Regions from separate parts of the Homo sapiens genome. Here region 1 is linked to region 2. A link is a contact called in ENCODE Hi-C or POLR2A ChIA-PET data. All regions are on one chromosome and are shown on one strand. Each heading gives the region's core, a stretch centred on a gene start or an enhancer-like site at or near the end of the contact. The rest is flanking DNA. Distances are from core to core; before and after follow the strand shown.

Region 1 (5,017 bases), core at 748-3,247, 1.5 Mb after region 2:
TAGCACTTGGCTTCCTGCAGCCAACCCTCCCTATGTCCAGGCAGACTCACCTTGTAGAATTTCCTGAGGTTTTCTTTCTGAGTCTGGTTAATAACTGTGAGAACACGGGCAATGGATTTCCGGACGACTCGGCTACAAAACAGAGATGTCAGTGAAGATAGGGAAGACACATAGCACTACCCAAGACTCAGGACTCACACATAGGGCAGCAATAGCTGCAGCCTCCCCCATCAACCCATCCATATTCACTCAGGAGGAAGGCGTTCTGGGAGTGAGGTCTGAGGAGGGAAGAGAGGGGCATGGGAGAGACAGCAGAGGCTTTATGAGGAAGTGCAGGCTGGATAAATGAGGCAGATCAGAAAAAGACCTTCAATCCCAGAACACGAATTTATCCTGAGGGCTAAGACCCAACCAATGCCAATTTCAATGAGCTGATGGGAAGGAATCATGCCACAAACCAGGCAATCAGGCTAGCTTAGGGAACTGCAGGAGAGAGAAACAAGACATTTGCAAAGTGGAGTCACTACAAGCCAGGAGACTGAAGCAAACAACGAGCCAGGGAGAAGTTATTTGTAGTCATGTCAGGATGAGGGAGTCACCTAGTAGACAGCTGGTCAACATGGTTTTTGAGGATTCAGTGTGCAACTGTGCTTGTCCAATCCTCCCACCCCTGCCTCTACTAAGGTTGTTTGGGGGCAAAGAGGGCAACCACCATTTTTTTTTTTTGGAGACAGGGTCTCACCTGTCAACCAGACTGAAGAGCAGTGGCCCCATCATAGCCTCCCAACTCCTGGGCTCAAGTGATCCTCCTGCCTCAGCCTCCAGAGTAGCTGGGACTACAGGCCTGTACCACCACACCCATCTAATTTTTTTTTGAGAAGTGGACTTTGTACCCAGGTTGATGAACTCCAAACCCATGTTCCTTTCACAAGTCTCCCGCACTCTTAGCCATGTAAAATAACTTACGCTGCCACTCCAGGGTGCAAGCCACCCACCTGCCAAGGGGGTTAAAAACTCAAGTGTTGGTGGGAAGCGGAAGGAAGGGGTCCGGGTAGGCTTTGAAGGCAGCATTAAGATGGGTCTCCGGGGATGCATTCCAGGCACAAGGACCGCAAGGTCAAGGCAGGTAAGAGGCTAAGCACACAACGGGTCTCCCATGCGCGCCAGGATGCACGGAGTGGGCATCTAAGCGGCCAGCTCCTTAAGCCAACTTTGAAATCCTCCGACGATCCCGATGCACACGTGCTCCCCACCCACGAGGGCTGTGATCCGGCCGCCTCACTTACATCTTAGAGAGCTTGGAGGCCGCACCGCCTGTCACTTTGGCGACGCGCAGCTGGGACAGCTCCACCTTCAGGTCGTCCAGCTGTTTCAGCAGCTCCTCCTTCTTCTTCCCGCGAAGATCTCGAGCCTTGATCTTGGCCTGCGCGCAAGAGAGAGTGTGCCTCAGCCAGGCCGCGGGGCCATATCCCCTTCACCTGCGTGGCCAGCCCCCAAAGGCGCGCGACTCGCCATCGACTACGAGTGCGCCGGAGCCCCAACCAGGGCTCAGGACAGTCTCCCTCGCCGGCCGTGCCTTGGGCAGAGTAACCCAGGCCCGGGCCGCGCGCCTCTCCCGGCGCCAAGCGAAGAGGCGGGTTGTGGTGGCGCCAGACCATTCTGCGCGGCGCCCCACAGGCCTAGGTGGCAGATAGAATCCGCGGGCTCAGCCCGCACCGCCTTCCCCAACCCCCGCGCCTCACAGCGCTCGGATGGCGCCCGATTCCGCAGCTCTCACCATTGCTGCACAAGCCGCCAACGCCGCCGCCCGCTCCGAGGGAAAGAGGAAGTAGGCGGGGCTGACCTCCGCAACTACTGCCGGGTGGCGGCGGGCGCGGCCAATGGCGCCGCAGCGGGGGAGCCCCGGCTCCGCCTCATCTCCCCCGCCCCCGAGGAACGCCGTGGTACTGCCCGCCCCGCCTGGTAGGGCCGGAGCCCCGCCTTGTAGTGCTCGCCTCATTCACGGCACCCCTGATAGCGAGGTCGGCGTCACGGTGTAGGCGCGCAGTTGGGGAAACCGAGGCCCAACGTGGGCGGCAGCTACCAGAGATGGCACACGGAGGACTCAAATTCGTCCATTCAGTCATTCGTTCATTCATTCCTTCGGGAAACCTTGCAGATCTCCCAATCTGGGCAACTCTGAGCTGGGCGCCAGTAGTCTGGGGGTGCTGACGGGAGGAGGGGCCAGAGTTTTCAAAGACGATTAACCGAGGCTCACGTCGCGGAGGAATTTAAAGCGCGAGATGGACGGGAGGGGCGGGCTCAGGCAGTTATAATCCAACTCCATAAAGGTTCTGGGGAGGCAGTATATGGAACTGCAAAGAGCATTTACACCTTTTTTTTTTTTTTTTTTTTTGAGACAGAGCTTCATTCTGTCGCCCAGGGTGCCAGGCTGGAGTGCAGTGTCGCGATCTCGGCTTACTGCAACCTCCGCCTCCCGGGTTCAGCGATTCTCCTGCCCCAGCCTCCCGAGTAGCTGAGTAGCTGGGATTACAGGCATGCACCACCACGCCTGGCTAATTTTTTGTATTTTTAGTAGAGACGGGGTTTCGCCATGTTGCCCAGGCTGATCTTGAACTCCTCAGCTCAGGTGATCCCCTCGCCTCGGCCTCCCAAAGTGCTGGGATTACAGGCGTGAGCCACCACGCCTGGCCCCAGCCTTTATTTATTTTTTTTATTTTTTAATTTTTTTTTTCAGACAGGGTCTCGCTCTGTCACCCTGGCTGGAAGGCATGGCGCGCTCTCCGCCCACCAAAACCTCCGCTTCCCGGGTTCAAGCAGCCCTCCCACCTCAGTCTCCCGAGTAGCTGAAACTACAGGCACAAGCCACCAGGCCTGGCTAATTTGTTTATTTTTTGTAGAGCTGTTGCCCAGGGTGGTCTCCTGGGCTCAAGCAATCCGCCCTCCTCGGCCTCCCAGAGTGCCTAGGATTACAGGGGTTAGCCACCTCGCCTGGCCATACAGCCTTTTTTATTTTTATTTTATTTTTTATATATTTTTTGAGATGGAGTCTGGCTCTGTCGCCTAGGCTGGAGTGCAGTGGCGCGATCTCGGCTCACTGCAACCTCCACCTCCCGGGTTCAAGAGATTCTCCTGCCTTGGCCTCCCCAGTAACTGGGACTACAGGTGTGTGCCACTACACCCAGCTAAATTTTTGTATTTTTAGTAGAGACAAGGTTTAGCCAGGCTGGTCTCAAACCCCTGACCTCAAGTGATCCACCCGCCTCAGCCTCCCAAAATACTGGGATTACAGGTGTGAGCCACTGCGCCCGGCTAGTACAGCCTTTTTTAAAGTGAACCTGACCAGGTTTCAAATTCTTGCTCTGCTGCCAAGGTAGTAGTTGAGACTCTTGGGAAATCTCTTCCCCTTTCTTGAGTCTCAGTTTGCTCACATGTGAAATGAGGCATTTATGAGAATTAGAGGAGATATCTGTAAAGCTGTTAACCCGAAATCTGACGCATAACAATGGCTCAAAATATCATTGGTGTTCATGTTCCCAGAGGAAGGAACACTTCAGTAGAGCCCGGAAAGTGAAACGGGAATTCACAAGGCAGGGCATGTTTAGGCTTTCTGATTAATGTCTGCCAACCAGTAGGCATTAATCAGCACTCCAGTGCCACTCCCTTGCCCTTAATAAAGACATGCCACCTCTTAGAGTTATGGTTGAAGCCAGATTGTCCTCTTGTTACTACCAGCTGTAACCACCCACAAGGAGACTTCTCCCATCTCCTATGAGTAGCAACCTCTGTGCAATCCTTTCCTTAGCCCCAAACAGGCTGAAATAAAATGATGCATTTATGTGTCTATTTCCACAGCCAACCTAGAAGTTCTCTGGGGACAGAACCTTGGCGGACAACTGAATTAATTGTTCTAGTCTCCAGGCCCAGTACATGGATGCTTGTTGGATGAATTAATGAACCTTGACCCACACCAAGGTGAGGAAGGCTTTCAGGAGGTGGAGGGATATGGGGAAAAAAGAGAGTAGAGAGAGGGCAATCCCGGCATGGCTTAGACTTTTTTTTTTTTTTTTTGAAATGGAGTCTTGCTGTGTCACCCAGGCTGGAGTGCAGTGGCACAATTTCAGCTCACTGTAACCTCCACCTCCCAGGTTCAAGCGATCCTTGTGCCTCAGCCTCCTGAATAGCTGGGATTACATAGGTGCGTGCCACCATGCCCGGCTAATCTTTGTATTTTTGTTTTTTTCCAAAATGGAGTCTTGCTCTATTGCCCAAGCTGGAGTGCAGGGGCACAATCTCGGCTCTCACTGCAACCTCTGCCTCCCAGGTTCAAGCGATTCTCCTGCCTCAGCCTCCCGAGGAACTGGGAATACAGGCATGCACCACCAAGCCAAGCTAATTTTTGTTTTTTTAGTAGAGACGGGGTTTCACCATATTTCACCTGGCCACCATGTTGGCCAGGCTGGTATTGAACTCTTAACCTTGTGATCCGCCTGCCTTGGCCTCCCAAAGTGCTGGGATTACAGGTGTGAGCTGCCGCGCCTGGCCCATCTTTGTATTTTTTGTAGGGACGGGGTTTCGCCAGGGTGGTCTCAAACTCCTGACCTCAAGAGATCCGCCTGCCTCAGCCTCCCAAAGTGCTGCGATTACAGGCATGAGCCACGGCGCAGTGCGCCTGGACCTTTTTTTTTTTTTGAGACTGAGTTTCATTCTTGTTGCCCAGGCTGGAGTGCAATGGCACAATCTCGGCTCACTGCAACCTCTGCCTTCTGGGTCCAAAGGATTCTTCTGCCTCAGCCTCCCAGCCTGCCTACAGCTACTGTAATCCAAGTAGCTGGGATTACAGGTGCCGCCATGATGCCTGGCTAATTTTTATATTTTTAGTAGAGACGGCATTTCACCACGTTGGCCAGGCTGGTCTCAAACTCCTGACCTCAGGTGATCCACCTGTCTCGGCCTCCCAAAGTGTTGGGATTACAGGTGTGAACCACTGTACCTGGCCGGCATAGCTTAGTCTTAA
Region 2 (4,949 bases), core at 2,293-4,792:
CTGTGTGGTTGACTAGCTCCCTGCCTCCCAGAGTGTCTGTTTTTGTCTGGTGATAAGAAAAGTCTGGGTCTCAACTGCTCATGAGGCTGACGCAGGAGAATCGCTTGAACCTGGGAGGTTGTAACACTGCATCACAGCCTGGGCAACAGAGACTCTATCTCAAAAAAAAAAAAAAAAAAAAAAAAAAAAAGAGGAAAGAAAAGTCTGGGTCTTGCAGAACAGCAGAACGGAACCTAAACCTGCCTCAGGTAACTTCTGGTGGCCGGTCCCAGTTCTGCCCTCAGGGCTTCAGCCCTTTCAGCCCAGGACCTCCTCCAAGGGATTTGAGGACCAGGAAGCTCCAGTCTGATCTGTGAGCTGGGAAGGGGAGTGAGGGGCTGGGGCAGATATGTGCTTGGCCGCCCGGGGAGGTGCCCTGGCTGTCCACCCGCACCCAGGCCTCTGAGGGCAAGCTGGGGGTGTGAGGACAATGGAGCTGTGTTTTAGTTAAACCGTAGCTCTTGGTGAAATCCCAGGGAGCCTGAATAATTGACAGTGTGGTCAGCAGCTGACCGCTGACTTTCAGGCATGGTGGAAATCGATCTGGTCAACATTTACTGCCCTGGCCCTGGGAGGCCTGGGGGTCGGAGGTGAAAAGTATTGCCCCATCCTGAGTCCTAATCAAACGGTGTGGAGTTGGAGTTAGGTGGACTCACCTGTGTGACTGCGAGCTGCCCTTCTCTGAGCCTGTTTCCTTCTGCCTTCAATGTGGCTAGGAATCCGGTCCTCACGGGGAGACTGAATGGGAAAGAGCTGTGTGCATCGTAATGAGGGGAAGAGGATAAATCTGGTTTGGGATGTGTCTGAGTCTAAGGGCCCGTGGGGAAGCCTGGAGGTGAAGGTTCAGCCACTGGATAACTGGGTCTGGAGCTGGCGGGAAGCAGAAGGTTAGAAGTCCCATCTCTAAGTGGTCTCTGCAGCCACAAGAATGGATGAAGTTGTACAGCATGGACATAGAGCCAGGAGAGGACCCAGCACAGACACTGGGAGGCCACCCACTTCTAAGGTACAGTTGTGGCCCCAGGAAGGGGAGACACACAGAGGGACAGAGGAGCCACTGGGAAGGAACAATGTGGGTCAAGTCAGAATGTGGAAGGCGGCAGAAAGGTCAGGAAGAATCAAGACTGAAAAGGGTTGGCTGGACCCAGTCACAGGGAGGCTTCGCAGTGCACTCTGTGAGGGCAATTTCAGGAGAGTTGTTGGGACTGTGGGAGGAGAACCAGGTTTTCTCAATAGCAGGATTTCTAGGGGTGAGGAGACACGGGGAGCATACAGACACCCACGTCTTCACTTCCATGGATGACGTTCTGCATGGACCTCTGGCCATTTTGTGTTTTTGTTTTTGTTTTTGAAACAGAGTCTTGCTCTGTTGCCCAGGCTGGAGTGCAGCTGTCTGATCTCAGCTCACTGCAACGTCTGCCTCCCGGGTTCAAGCAATTCTACCTCAGTCTCCCGAGTAGCTCAGATTACAGGCACCTGCCACCACACCTGGCTTTTTTAAGTAGCAATGGAGTTTCACCATGTTGGTCAGGCTGGTCTCAAACTCCTGACCTCAGGTGATCTGCCCACCTCCCAAAGTGCTGGGATTACAGGCATGAGCCACCGTGCCCAACCCGAGCTCTGGCCATTTTTAGGAACACCCAGGCTTTAGACCTAGCTCAGCCACAAGTTGTAAAGTCATTTCCAGTCTGATAGTTAAGCCTTTTTTCAACCTAGTCTCAGCTGTTTTCTTTAGCCTCAATTACCATCCCTCCCCATCTTCCCCCACCATAGCCATCCAGAAACCTCCTCTCACCTTTGAATGTCACCTCCCACCCCAGCAGTTCCTGACATCCCCCCATGGAGACTTAATTCCTCTCTTCTCTGGACCTTGTACACTTTTTCCAATGCCTGTGTTTGTACAGTCACTTGTTCACAGATGTTAGCTGTACACCTACTATGTGTCTGGCTCTGTGCAGACTCTGCGATTCAGCAGAACAAGACAGGCAGTGGCAAACTCCATCTCTAACTGGGGCAAGAAGAGGGGAAATTAAGGAGGCAATAAATAACCATACTGCCAGGAGGGCAGGGCCACGGCCAGACCCCGGACGGATGGACGGACTGCGAATGCAGCCAGCTCCCTCCCCTCCCCACTCTCCTCTCTCCTCCCCACCTCTCCTCTCCCTGTCAGCATCAGCGTCCTTCTGCTACTCATTTGGCTTCCCCTACTTTGTGGAAAACAAGAGAGCTCTCAGCTCCAAAGGCCTCACCGGGGAGAGTATAACTGTTTCCCCCCAAGTTCCAGTTTAAAATGAAACCAAAAACAACTGCGGGGAAGGACCTGGTTGGCCTGGCTTGGGCCAGCAGCCCACTCCTTCTGAGCCAGTAGCTATGGCTGGAGGGTGAGGTCATGTGCCAGCTCCTGTAACATGAGGTCATATGGCAACATGAGGTCACGTGACAACTGCAGGGCCCACCTGCCTAGACAGGGTGGGGAGAGGAGCTGGTCTCAAAAAGGAGGAAGTGCTTTTGAGAAGGAATGGTGTGGGGAGGGTGGGTTGGCCCTCAAACCAGTAGGGATCTCACAAGGCCAGCGGGGTGCTTGTTGTGGAGCCTTTGGGAGGCTGCAGTCCCAAGCGATCCTTACCTTTTTGGTGCCCTCGACCCCTTTGGCATCGAGTGAAGCCTGTGGACCCTTTCTCAGGATTTTTTGTTTGTTTGTTTGTTTTGTTTTTGAGACAGAGTTTTGCTCTTGCTGCCCAGGCTGGAGTGCAGTAGCACGATCTTAGCTCACTGCAATCTCTGCCTCCCAGGTTCAAGCAATTCTCCTGCCTCAGCCTCCTGAGTAGCTGGGATTACAGGCAAGCACCACCATGCCCAGCTAATTTTTGTGTTTTTAGTAGAGACTGGGTTTCGCCATGTTGGCCAGTCTGGTCTTGAGTTCCTGACCTCAGGTGATCCACCTGCCTTGGCCTCCCAAAGTGCTGGGATTATAGGCATGAGCCACCACACCAAGCCTCTCAGGATCATATTTTCAAATGCATCAAATAAAATATCTAGCATCGCAGAGTAAACCAATTACATTGGTTCTGTCCACAGCCCCCTTGAGGACTCAATATTGAAGGAGTGTGAAAAGACAGGTTAATTAGAGATTTGCTCAGACATCTCCTGGAGGAAGGTGGTGGGAGCCGTGGCCTTTCCCTTGAGGGTGGAAGTTGGTGGACCCGTCTGGGTCTGGGGTGGCCCTGGGGAAGCTGGTAGTGAAGGGAAATGGGAGTGGGTTGACTGCTAAGACAAAGGTGACACCAGTCAGGGAGCTTGGCTGCTGGTGGCAAGCACAGACTCCAGCTAACCTGAAGGAGTGGTTTGTAAAAGTATCGGACTCCAGCTAACCTGAAGGAGTGGTTTGTAAAAGTATCGGGTAGCTCATGCAATTGACGGAGAAACTAGAGAAACAGGCTTGACGAGAACCCAGAGAGTTAAGATCTGCCAAGCTGCCACCTGGGAGCTGACTGCCGGCCAGCTGGTCACTGTGGCCCCATCTGACACCTCCAGCCATGGAGATGACGCCCACACAGCACGAGATGTCCTTCTATGGCGGCACCCTTTAAATGGCAGACTGACTCTGTGCCTCAATGTCACTCTACAGAGTCCTGGGAGGGCATGTCCAGCTGGCCACACTCTAGGCTGCACGTCCATATTCTAGTCACTGGAAGCACAGAAGATCTGTCCCAGGCAGCTTCTGTGGGGAGAGGCGGGGGGGGGTCCTTCCACTATCTTGGGATTCTCCTAATAGATGCTGGTCAACCAAAGGGGTGAATGTCTGATGGCTGGTTCTGAGGTGTGTGTGTATGTATACACAGAGAATATGTGTGTATGTGTACATCGGGCCATGTGTCATGGCTCACGCCTATAATCCAAGCCAGGAGTTCAAGACCAGCCTGGGCAATATGGTGAAATCCCATTTCTACTAAAAATACAAAAATTAGGTGTGGTGGTACATGCTTGTAATCCCAGCTACTTGGGTGCTGAGGCATGAGAATTGCTTGAACCTGGGAGGTGGAGGTTGCAGTGAGCCAAGATTGTGCCACTGCACTCCAGCCAGCCTGGGGGACAGAGTGAGAATGTCTTTAAAAAAAAAAAAAAAAAAAAGCGTACGTGAACTAAGCTATGTCCCCTCTTAAGTGCTGTTTTGTTGGGATTTCAGGCCTGTGGCATTATCTAATGACGTGAAACTCAGGATACAGGCTCCTAACTTTCCCCTCAAAAAGGAAATACTGCTGGGCTTGAGACAGAGAATAGGATGAATAGGACCTTTCAGGAAATAAACCAGACCTTCCAGCTTCTTCTCTGCAATCTTTTAGAAACCAGGACTGCTGGCTGGGCGTGGTGGCTCATGCCTGTAATCCCAACACTTTGGGAGGCTGAGGTGGACAGATCAGGAGGTCAGGAGTTCAAGACCAGCCTGGCCAACTTGGTGAAACCCCATCTCTACTAAAAATACAAAATTAGCCAGGCGTGGTGGTGGGTGCCTGTAATCCCAGCTACTCGGGAGGCTGAGGCAAGAGAATAGCTTGAACCCAGGAGGCAGAGGTTGCAGTGAGCAGAGATTGCACCACTGCACTCTAGCCTGGGTGACAGTGCGAGACTCTGTCTGAAAGAAAACAAACAAACAAAAAAAAACCAGGACTGCTGACTTCTTTTGGACTGACTTAGGAAGGACACTGGGAGTCTTGAACTTACCCTGGCATGGGACTTCTCTCTTGTGAGAAGTAAATGGACTTCTGGTGATCAATGGGACGAGGGTGCAAAAAGATGGTCCTTATTCTGAACCTCAAGCTGGGGACATGGGACATAAGTGACCTGTGTTTGCTGTTGCTCCCCCATCCCCATCTCACAACACTGGACTGTGAGCTCTGGCAGGGCAGGTC

What was found. Hi-C counts contacts between places; a loop is a spot of excess contacts on that map. ChIA-PET counts read pairs that join two places held with the same protein, here RNA polymerase II (POLR2A). Pooled maps may share reads with other maps.
Region 1: a loop to region 2 is called in a pooled map, with 7 times the contacts of the local background. The contact joins the promoter of ARPC5L here to the enhancer-like site in region 2. A Hi-C loop is called at or near these places in 1 of 37 single-sample maps with no recorded cell type and 6 of 50 pooled maps. POLR2A ChIA-PET finds 5 or more read pairs at or near these places in 1 of 52 experiments (K562).

What each region holds. Positions count from the first base shown.
Region 1 is chr9:124,860,133-124,865,149 of GRCh38, forward strand. ARPC5L (actin related protein 2/3 complex subunit 5 like) reads left to right here and starts at 1,998. Exons shown (of 6, transcript NM_030978.3): 1 at 1,998-2,266; 2 at 3,856-3,975. It overlaps RPL35 (ribosomal protein L35), which reads right to left and starts at 1,825. Exons shown (of 4, transcript NM_007209.4): 1 at 1,778-1,825; 2 at 1,287-1,423; 3 at 51-132. The coding sequence starts at 1,780. RefSeq lists enhancers at 1-337, 1,326-1,949, 1,385-1,434, 1,475-1,584, 2,025-2,244 and a silencer at 1,735-2,004.
Region 2 is chr9:123,324,414-123,329,362 of GRCh38, forward strand. No RefSeq gene overlaps it. Among named protein-coding and RNA genes, the nearest start is that of CRB2, 29 kb to the right of the region's middle. RefSeq lists enhancers at 1,845-2,346, 2,347-2,846. Within about 2 kb of position 3,543, at least 12 of the 41 ENCODE cell types and tissues checked have a DNase peak (open chromatin) inside an H3K27ac peak, as active enhancers do.